Regions from separate parts of the Homo sapiens genome. Here region 2 is linked to region 1. A link is an interaction called in ENCODE POLR2A ChIA-PET data of the cell type or tissue named here. Cell type or tissue: GM12878. All regions are shown on one strand. Links, peaks and the distances in the headings refer to the core of each region. The heading gives the core; the rest is flanking DNA.

What was found. Peaks named below come from ENCODE experiments on the same cell type or tissue, not always from the same donor. Only the 100,000 strongest peaks of a DNase experiment are listed, where the experiment ranks them.
Region 2: POLR2A ChIA-PET joins it to region 1 with 12 read pairs; 5 of 35 experiments call an interaction of 5 or more read pairs at or near these places.

What each region holds. Positions count from the first base shown.
Region 1 is chr4:110,266,691-110,271,084 of GRCh38, reverse strand. No RefSeq gene overlaps it. Among named protein-coding and RNA genes, the nearest start is that of ELOVL6, 70 kb to the right of the region's middle. In GM12878, for the core only: no CTCF peak of the experiment used is centred there; a DNase peak (open chromatin) is centred at 2,576.
Region 2 is chr4:110,058,006-110,062,399 of GRCh38, reverse strand. It overlaps ELOVL6 (ELOVL fatty acid elongase 6), which reads left to right. Exons shown (of 4, transcript NM_024090.3): 3 at 2,646-2,797. Among named protein-coding and RNA genes, the nearest start is that of ELOVL6, 140 kb to the left of the region's middle. In GM12878, for the core only: no CTCF peak of the experiment used is centred there; a DNase peak (open chromatin) is centred at 2,499; H3K4me3 peaks cover 1,015 bases; H3K27ac peaks cover 1,187 bases.

The DNA.
Region 1 (4,394 bases), core at 191-4,190:
TTGTGGTGACCACCAGAGCACTGAAGCTTCCCCTTGGTGTACTGGCTACATCAACCTGACATCTGTGCCCATTACATACACCCATGTGAATTTAAGCAATTCTTGCCTGAGTGAGTCACCTCTGTGAGACTTTTGGGCAAGATCCATCACCACAGTGGCTGGGGGAGACAGCACAACTCCAAGAATATCTATTTCAAAAGCCTCTCCAAATTTAAATATACAACTTTCTTTTTATCTATACTATCTCAGACGTACTCTTCTAATCACTAATCAGCCTGAAAATATAAACATTTACTGACAGGAAAGAAAACCTTCCTCAAAAACTAAAACAACTTTAGGAAGAAGTGCAAATTGAGGATGGCCAACACTGACTGAGAGCATCTAAGGAAAGAAAAACTGAATTTTTAAAATATGACTGTTCGGGGCTGGGTGCAGTGGCTCAAGCCTGTAACCCCAGAACTTTGGGAGGCCAGGGTGGGTTGATTGCTTGAGCCCAGGAGTTCGAGACCAGCCTGGGCAACATAGTGAGCAACATCTCTTAAAAAAAAAAAAAATTAAAATATGACCATTCAGAAAACTTTTCCTGAATAGCACCCGCATAAGAACTTCTGAAAATTTTAGGAAGAGCTAGAATGGGTTTCTAATATTTCTTGACATGTGTGTTTTCGAAGATTTTAACATTAATGGTAAAGCTTATTTTACATTATTTAACACTAATTAACATTTAACATTAATTAATGTAAAATAAGCTTTTAATATTTTAATTATTTAACATTAATGTAAAAGCTTATGTGTAATTAATGATTGTTACAGGTGGGGCACAGTGGCTCACGCCTGTAATCCCAGCACTTTGGGAGGCCAAGGCAGGCGGATCACCTGAGGTCAGGAGTTTGAGACCAGCCTGGCCAACATGGTGAAACCGTGTCTCTACTAAAAATACAAAAATTAGCTGGGCATCGTGGTGGGCACCTGTAATCTCATCTACTCAGGAGGCTGAGGCAGGTGAATTGCTTGAACCCAGGAGGCAGAGGTTGCAGTGAGCCGAGATTGCACCAGGGCACTCCAGCCTGGACAACAGAATGAGACTCTGTCTCCAAAAAAAAAAAAAAAAAAAAGATTGTTGCAAATATTTTTAAATTCCAGCTGTAAATTTTAGGAGTCTTGTTTTTTTTTAAGTTAGTCTTTTTTTTTTTTTTTGAGACGGAGTCTTGCTCTTTCGCCCAGGCTGGAGTGCAGTGGCACAACCTCGGGCTCACTGCAAGCTCTGCTTCCTGGGTTCACACCTTTCTCCTGCCTCAGCCTCCCGAGTAGCTGGGACTACAGGCGCCTACCACCACGTCTGGCTGATTTTTTTGTATTTTTAGTAGAGACGGGGTTTCACTGTGTTAGCCAGGATGGTCTTGATCTCCTGATCTCGTGATCCGCCCACCTCGGCCTCCGAAAATGCTGGAATTACAGGGGTGAGTCACCGTGCCCGGCCTAAGTTAGTCTTAAAGTGCCTGATTTTTGTTCCTCTTGTGGACATTCTCTTTAAGCCCTGTCTACTGTCTTTGAATTTCCTGGATATACTTAATATGTACAGAGTAAGCAGATAAGGTTGGCTCTTCCCCCAGTGCCAGTCAGTGAGCGTTCCCTGAGTGCAGTCCCTTCCATGAGCCTACACCAGTGCTGAGCATGGCTCTAAAAATCAGCCAAACTGGCCGGGCGCGTTGGCTCACGTCTGTAATCCCAGAACTTTGGGAGGCCGAGGCAGACAGATCACCTGAGGTCAGGAGTTTGAGACCAGCCTGTCCACATGGTGAAACCCCATCTCTACTAAAAATACAAAAATTAGCCAGGCGTGGTGGTGGGTTCCTGTAATCCCAGCTACTGGGGAGGCTGAGGCAGGAGAATCACTTGAACCCAGGAGCGGAAGTTGCAGCGAGCAGAGATCACGCCATTGCACTCCAGTCTGGGTGACAAGAGCAAAAACTCCATCCCCCCACACCCCACCCCACCCACCAAAAAAAAAACACAGCCAGACTTGTGAATAACCCAGTGTACTTTTGTGAGTGCATAGGACAGTGGGCAGTGGGGCCCAAAGCCTCCATTACAGGGCTCTATGGAGAACTGGAGGCACATAAGTAGTCCCAGTGAGACCCACAGGTGGCTGAATGGGGCGGGTATAAAGAAATTTTCCACATTCTCTTGGGAAAGCAAGATTGGTCTTATTTCTTTTCCTCATTCTGTCTCTAAAGGGAAAGGCATTGAGGAGAGTGACAGTAGATACGGCTATTTCAATATATATCTATGTATCTAGAGAGATGATAGATGATAGATAGACAGATAGATTACATACGTATATATCCAGCATGTTTTTTTTTAATCACCCAAAGTTCAGAGTTTACATTAGGTTTCACTCCTGGTGTTATGCATCCTATGAGTTTTGACAAAGGCAGAATGACATGTATCCACTATTATAATATACAGAATAGTTTTACTGCCCTAAAAATCTTCTGTGCTCTGCCTATTAGTCATCACATCCTTCCCCCAACCCCTGACAGCCATTGATCTTTTCATTTTCACCACAGTTTTGTTTTTGGTTTGGTTTTTTTTTTTTTTTTTTTTTTTAGGCAGAGTCTCACTCCTTCACTCAGGCTGGGGTGCAGCAGCTTGATCCTTCATCTTGGCTCACTGCAACCTCCTCCTCCCAAGCTCAAGCGATTCCTGTGCCTCAGCCTCCTGAGTAGCTGGGATTACAGGCATGCACCACCATGCCCAGCTAATTTTTATATTTTTAGTAGAGATGGGGTTTCACCATGTTGGCCAGGCTGGTCTTGAATTCTTGACCTCAAGTGATCTGCCTGCCTCGGGTTCCTAAAGTCCTGGGATTACAGGCATGAGGCACCACGGCCAGCTGACTTTCACCAGTTTACCTTTACCAGAATGTCACATAGCTGAAATCATGTAGTAGGTACCCTTTTCAGATTGTCTTCTTTCATTTAGTAATATGTATTTATATGTGTTTTTTTTTTCTATTTTAAAATAGAGACGTAGTCTCACTATATTGTCCAGGCTGGTCTCAAACAACTGGGCTTAAGTGATCCTCCTGCCTTGGCCTCCCAAAGTGATAGGGTTACAGGTGTGAGCCTAGCCAGTAACATGAATTTAAAGTTCCTCTCTGCCTTTTCATGCCTGAATAGCTCATTTCTTTTTAGTGCTCAATAATATTTCATTGTCTGGATATACCACAGTTTACACATTCATCCACTTAAGGACATTGTGGTTGCTTTCAAGTTTGGGTAATTATGAATAAAGCTGCTATAAATATCCATTTGCAGATTTTTGTGGAGACATAAGTTCTCAACTCCTTTGGGTAAATATCAAGGAGGGAGATTGCTGGATTATACGGTAAGGGTATGTTTCGTTTTGTAAGGAACTGACAAAATGTCTTTCCAAAGTGGCTGTACCACTTTGCATTCCCACTGTCAATGAGAGTTCCTGTTTACATTCTCACCAGCAATGGATATTGTCAGTGTTTCGAATTTTTGCCATTCTAAAAGATGTGCAGTGGTCTGGCATGTATTTTATTTTATTTTATTTTGAGATGGAGTCTCGCTCTGTCACCCAGACTGGAGAGCAATGGCACGATCTTGGCTCACTGCTGCCTCCACTTCCTGGGTTCAAGCAATTCTCCTGCCTCAGTCCCCCGAGTAGTTCGGACTATAGGTGTGCACCTTGCTAATTTTTTTTTTTTTTGAGACGGAGTCCCGCTCTGTCGCCCAGGCTGGAGTGCAGTGGCGTGATCTTGGCTCGCTGCAACCTCCACCTCCTGGGTTCAAGTGATTCTCCTGCCTCAGCCTCCTGAGCAGCTGGGATTATAGGCATGCACCACCATGCTCAGCTAATTTTTGTATTTTTAGTAGAGACGGGGTTTCACCATGTTGGCCAGGATAGTCTTGATCTCCTGATCTCGTGATCTGCCCGCCTTGGCCTCCCAAAGTGCTGGGATTACAGGCATGCACCACCACGCCCAGCTAATTTTTGTATTTTTAGTAGATACAGGGTTTCACCATGTTGGCCAGGATGGTCTCGATCTCCTGACCTCGTGATCTGCCCACCTCAGCCTCCCAAAGTGCTGGGATTACAGGCATGAGCCACCACATCTGGCCTTGGCATGTATTTCAAATAAAATGTATTAGTCCCTGCCTATTAAAGAATCTTATATAAATATCGATAAAAAATAAAAGAAAGAGAAAAGAAAAATCACTCATAATCCTATCACCTAAAGATAATTACTTTAATATTTGGGTATATATCCTTCTAATCATTTTTCTGTGTATGTATGAATGGATTTTTTTTCTTTAACCCTTCTCAAGATTCATATAGATCAATTTATCTAGGAGCAAATTCAA
Region 2 (4,394 bases), core at 280-4,279, 210 kb after region 1:
AATGCGCCTTTGCCCACAGACACATGGGCCCAATGGCTGGCACTGACGGTTTCCCTGAAAAGTGCTACTGTCCTCTGTTCTGAGTTAGCCTTATTGTTCAGAGCTTAGGGAATGAGGCACATGTCCAGATATGGGACAATAATATGTGCTATACACTTGCTGTCAGCAATATTATAGGTCACCATGATATCAAAACCTTCAACTCTACAGTGCTCTGAACTGACCTCCCCATACCCTAGCCCTCAAACTTGTGAATACCTATTTGCCCCTAATTCAAATACCACTTCCTCTGAAGTCTTCTAGGACTACCACTCACTAGCCAGAGTTAGCTTAATGATTTTTTTTCACTCCATCATCTAAAACCATGCCAATAAATATTTGACCACTGAAAGAATAAATGAACTTGTGTGAATACCTTAGAAATTGGGAATAAATTACAATGATTTTTTGAGACCCAAAAGGATGAAAGGATAGCAACCATTTCAAGCATACATTCTTTGGATCTACTCTGATCATGTGGGAATTACATAGTCTAACAGCAAGTAGAGTAAGAGGAAGGGTTTTGGGCTATACCCCAGCACTTTGGGAGGCCGAGGCAGGTGGATCACGAGGTCAGGAGTTTGAGACCGGCCTGGCCAACATAGTGAAACCCCATCTCTACTAAAAACACAAAAAATTAGCCTGGCATGGTGGTGCATGCCTGTAGTCCCAGCTACTTGGGAGGCTGAGGAAGGAGAGTCACTTGAACCCAGGAGGCGGAGGTTGCAGTGAGCTGAGATCATGCCACTGTACTCCAGCCTGGCTGAGAGAGCGAGATTCTGTCTCAAAAAAAAAAAAAAAAAAAAAAAAAGCCATCATTTGGTGAGGGAAAGACAGTACACAAAAAAAATTCAGATAAGACAGAAAAATCTCTATTACTTGATGCTACTAATGAAATCAACCCTTCATCCCCAAATTAGGACAGATAATGGACTATAAAGACTTAGGTCATTCCACGGGGAGGAGACATTTCCTTAAGATAAGAAAGTAAAAAGCCAGTTTTGTTATGAACAGGGGAGAAATGCAAAGGTCCTGAGGCAGAAAACTGAAAGTGTCTGAAAGTTCTGGAGTGATTGGCTCACAGTGAACAAGAAGAGAATGGCAGGAGGTGAGAGTGGAGAATGGGGAGAGAGAGGCAGTGCAGAGAGGCCTTGTCGGTCCTGATAAAGGAGTTGAGGTTTTTATTCCAAGTGCAGAGAAAAACCACTGAAGGATTAAACAGGATCTATATCTGTAAAATGACAGTAATCCTCTGCAGGACAATTTCATACAGTGGAAAGAGTAACACCATTTGATGGAGTCTTTATACCTTTAGAGAAGCTACTTACAAAGACCCAACTTAATAGACAATTGCCAGGAATTAAACTTCATTATTTTGATACTGTAGAAAGTTGACCTTTAGTTCTAGTTGGCAGATGCGTGCTTTCTGGACAGGTTAGCCTAGTGGAATGATTTATTCTAGAGCAACTCTAAGATATTTTAAGTAAAAAACAGTGCCTCTGAGGAGAAAAGAAGGCTCCATTTCCCAATTCAACAGTTGTTCATTCATTGATCTCTCAGCTGACTTCTAGAGTAAGATGCTGCCCTTTTGGGCAGAAAAGGCTAGGCAGGTCCATCTTCCCCACATGGTCAGCCAGCTCTCCTTTCAGTCCCGGGCATGGTTCACACACTCTGGGACATACACTTAAGGGGCTCACTTCGTAATAGTGGCTGCTTGTTCCTATTGCCAAGTGCTTTCCCATGGCAGGTTGTGTTTCTTGAGCCTAATGTGTTCCAGAACTTCCTATTTCCTTACCAGTTCTCTGATTTAAAGAAATTGTTTATTTTTTCTTCACTTTTTCAACAATCTCACTTTTTCAACAGTCTTTATTGAGCACCTGTGCCTATGTGGAGATTAAACACATTGCGGGGCATTGAAGAACAGTGTTGGGGTGGTATTAGCACAACACTGGTTCTAGGGAGCTCAGGGAGTGAGCACTTATCTCTGCCTGAGTGGGCTTCCTGGAGGAGGTGACAGAGCTAAGCTTTTGAAGGAGTCTCATTCTGACATCTCTGAGAAAGATGGATCAGACAGTAGAAAGTGATTTGGAGACTGCTGGAGAAATCCAAGGAGGGCACAAAAAGCCTGGGCTGGCAAGGCGAGTCCAGAGGTAGAGGAAAAGTTTGCCTAAAGAGGTAAACAGGTTTTCAGGAAATAGAGCCAGTAGAACTTGGAGAATGATTGGGCACAGGGCAAATTTGAGATAATTCCAAGAGTTTGCAGCCACACCCATCTGCTCTCCAAGGAATAGTTCCCAAGCTGAAACTCAAAGGTCACCAGCATTCTTCATGAGATCCTGCTCTGAATCTGTTACCCTTTTTCATGACCTCTTTTTGGAACAGTGATGAAGAGGAAGTGGTATCATATATGGTTTCAGAATAAAGCCCTTGAGTCATTGTATTAGCTCTTGTTTACAGAACATTTTAAGATGCTTTCAAGGAAATACAAATAATATGATTCTTATGCCTATTTCCTGCCAGTGGCCAACCAGTCTTCTAAGTATGGTTGATGTGAGAAGTGAAACTATTTTCCTAAATGCTGTTTCTTTTCTCTTTTCATTATGAAGTATATTCGGTGCTCTTCGAACTGGTGCTTATATGGTGTACATTTTGATGACCAAAGGCCTGAAGCAGTCAGTTTGTGACCAGGGTTTTTACAATGGACCTGTCAGCAAATTCTGGGCTTATGCATTTGTGCTAAGCAAAGCACCCGAACTAGGTGAGTATCTTCTTCCATTTCCTCTCCCTCTCTTTGTAGCAACATATCCACAGTATTTATTTAGTGAGCAAAGAAACATTTTGAAGGTCCTATTTTGTTGGTTGCAAGAAAGTTACAATGAATGAATTTGAGTTCTTGCCTGACTTCTACTTTTTATTGTTCGCTCCCTCTTTCCTTTTAAATAATTTTACATTGTGCATATTAAGAGTAGATAGTTTATACTGAACATGCTGATTTTCGAGCTCTACTAAAAATATACCTCCACGGACTTATAAAATGTACAGAGACCCCTTTAAAAGGCCCACTGAGCTGAGCTAATATTAAAACATGGGGGAAGAAAAGAGCAACACAGCTATTTCCAAGTCCCATATCTGAGCATACTTTCATCTGTAGAGTTAGGATTCAGATTAGGAATTAAGCTTTTCATTTGGGGACCCTCCTGTTCTCATTAACAAATGCTGAGGGTTGGTCTCTGGTGGTGTTTGATTTTAATCATCAAGACTGGCCTTAGGGAAGGGGAATGTAATTTACCTTCCAGAAAGTAATAGAAAATACAGGCTGTATTTGTAGATTTCTATAATTTTTCCCTCAACCCTTGAATGGTCTTGAATGTAAGTGTGGCACAGGTTACCAGAAATAGTAAAGTCAAGGAGTTAATGTGGGCACAGTTTTCCAGGAAGATGTCTTTATTTACACAGAAAGAGATCTAGTGGTGACAATAAGCTCTGAGTACATCCATGAGTAATGCTAGCAAACTGGTACAGATTGTACAGGTACAAACTGGTAAGGCAAACCTGGTCACCTCTGGGGTTCTGGGTTTTTTTTCACCTGCAATTAAGAATTATACATATTTAGTTCAAAAGATATCAATTGCAATTTTTGCCATTGTTTTCAATGGCAAAACCGCAGTTAACTTTTGCACCAACCTAATATGTATTGTCCCCTCTCCTGTTTCTCCTAAAAAGGGAGTTTGGTGTTGTACTTTCCTTACAAACCACCTGCAATATAAGCTATGAGCAGTCTTCTGTAAGGTGCCCCTTGTTCACGCCCCGTGTCCATTCAGATAGAATGGGAACTGTCTGATTTGTGTGGGCCGGCAACCCAGCCACCTTCCACTGGAAGCCAGAAACCTGCTGTTTATAAGTAGATGACAATTGGTTTGAGCTACTGTCTTCCCAGGTCAAAAACAAGGGAAGAACAACAGAAGAAAATTTTTCCTGAAAACCTTTCCTAAGAGGGGCAGAGGTACAAAGATAGTCCAAAATAACTAGATAACTACCGCGTGCATGTGCATGCCTGCACCGCTCCCCCCCTCCAACAGACACACAAACGCCTACACACACGGATCATATGAAAACGGTCTCAGGGTAAAATGCATTAGTGTGGATTCATTCATTCATTCATTCAGTGCATTTATGTTAAGCACTGGCTGAAATAGAATGGCAACTTTATCTAAAAGGAATTTTACAATACAGATTTTATGAACCAGGCCCCAGGAGGTATTGGTACCACTAGGTATGAAGTCATAGGCTAGAGAAGTGGTTTTCACCCTGGATTTACAGACAATGCCTGCAAAATCTGAAGAGGTATTTCTGGG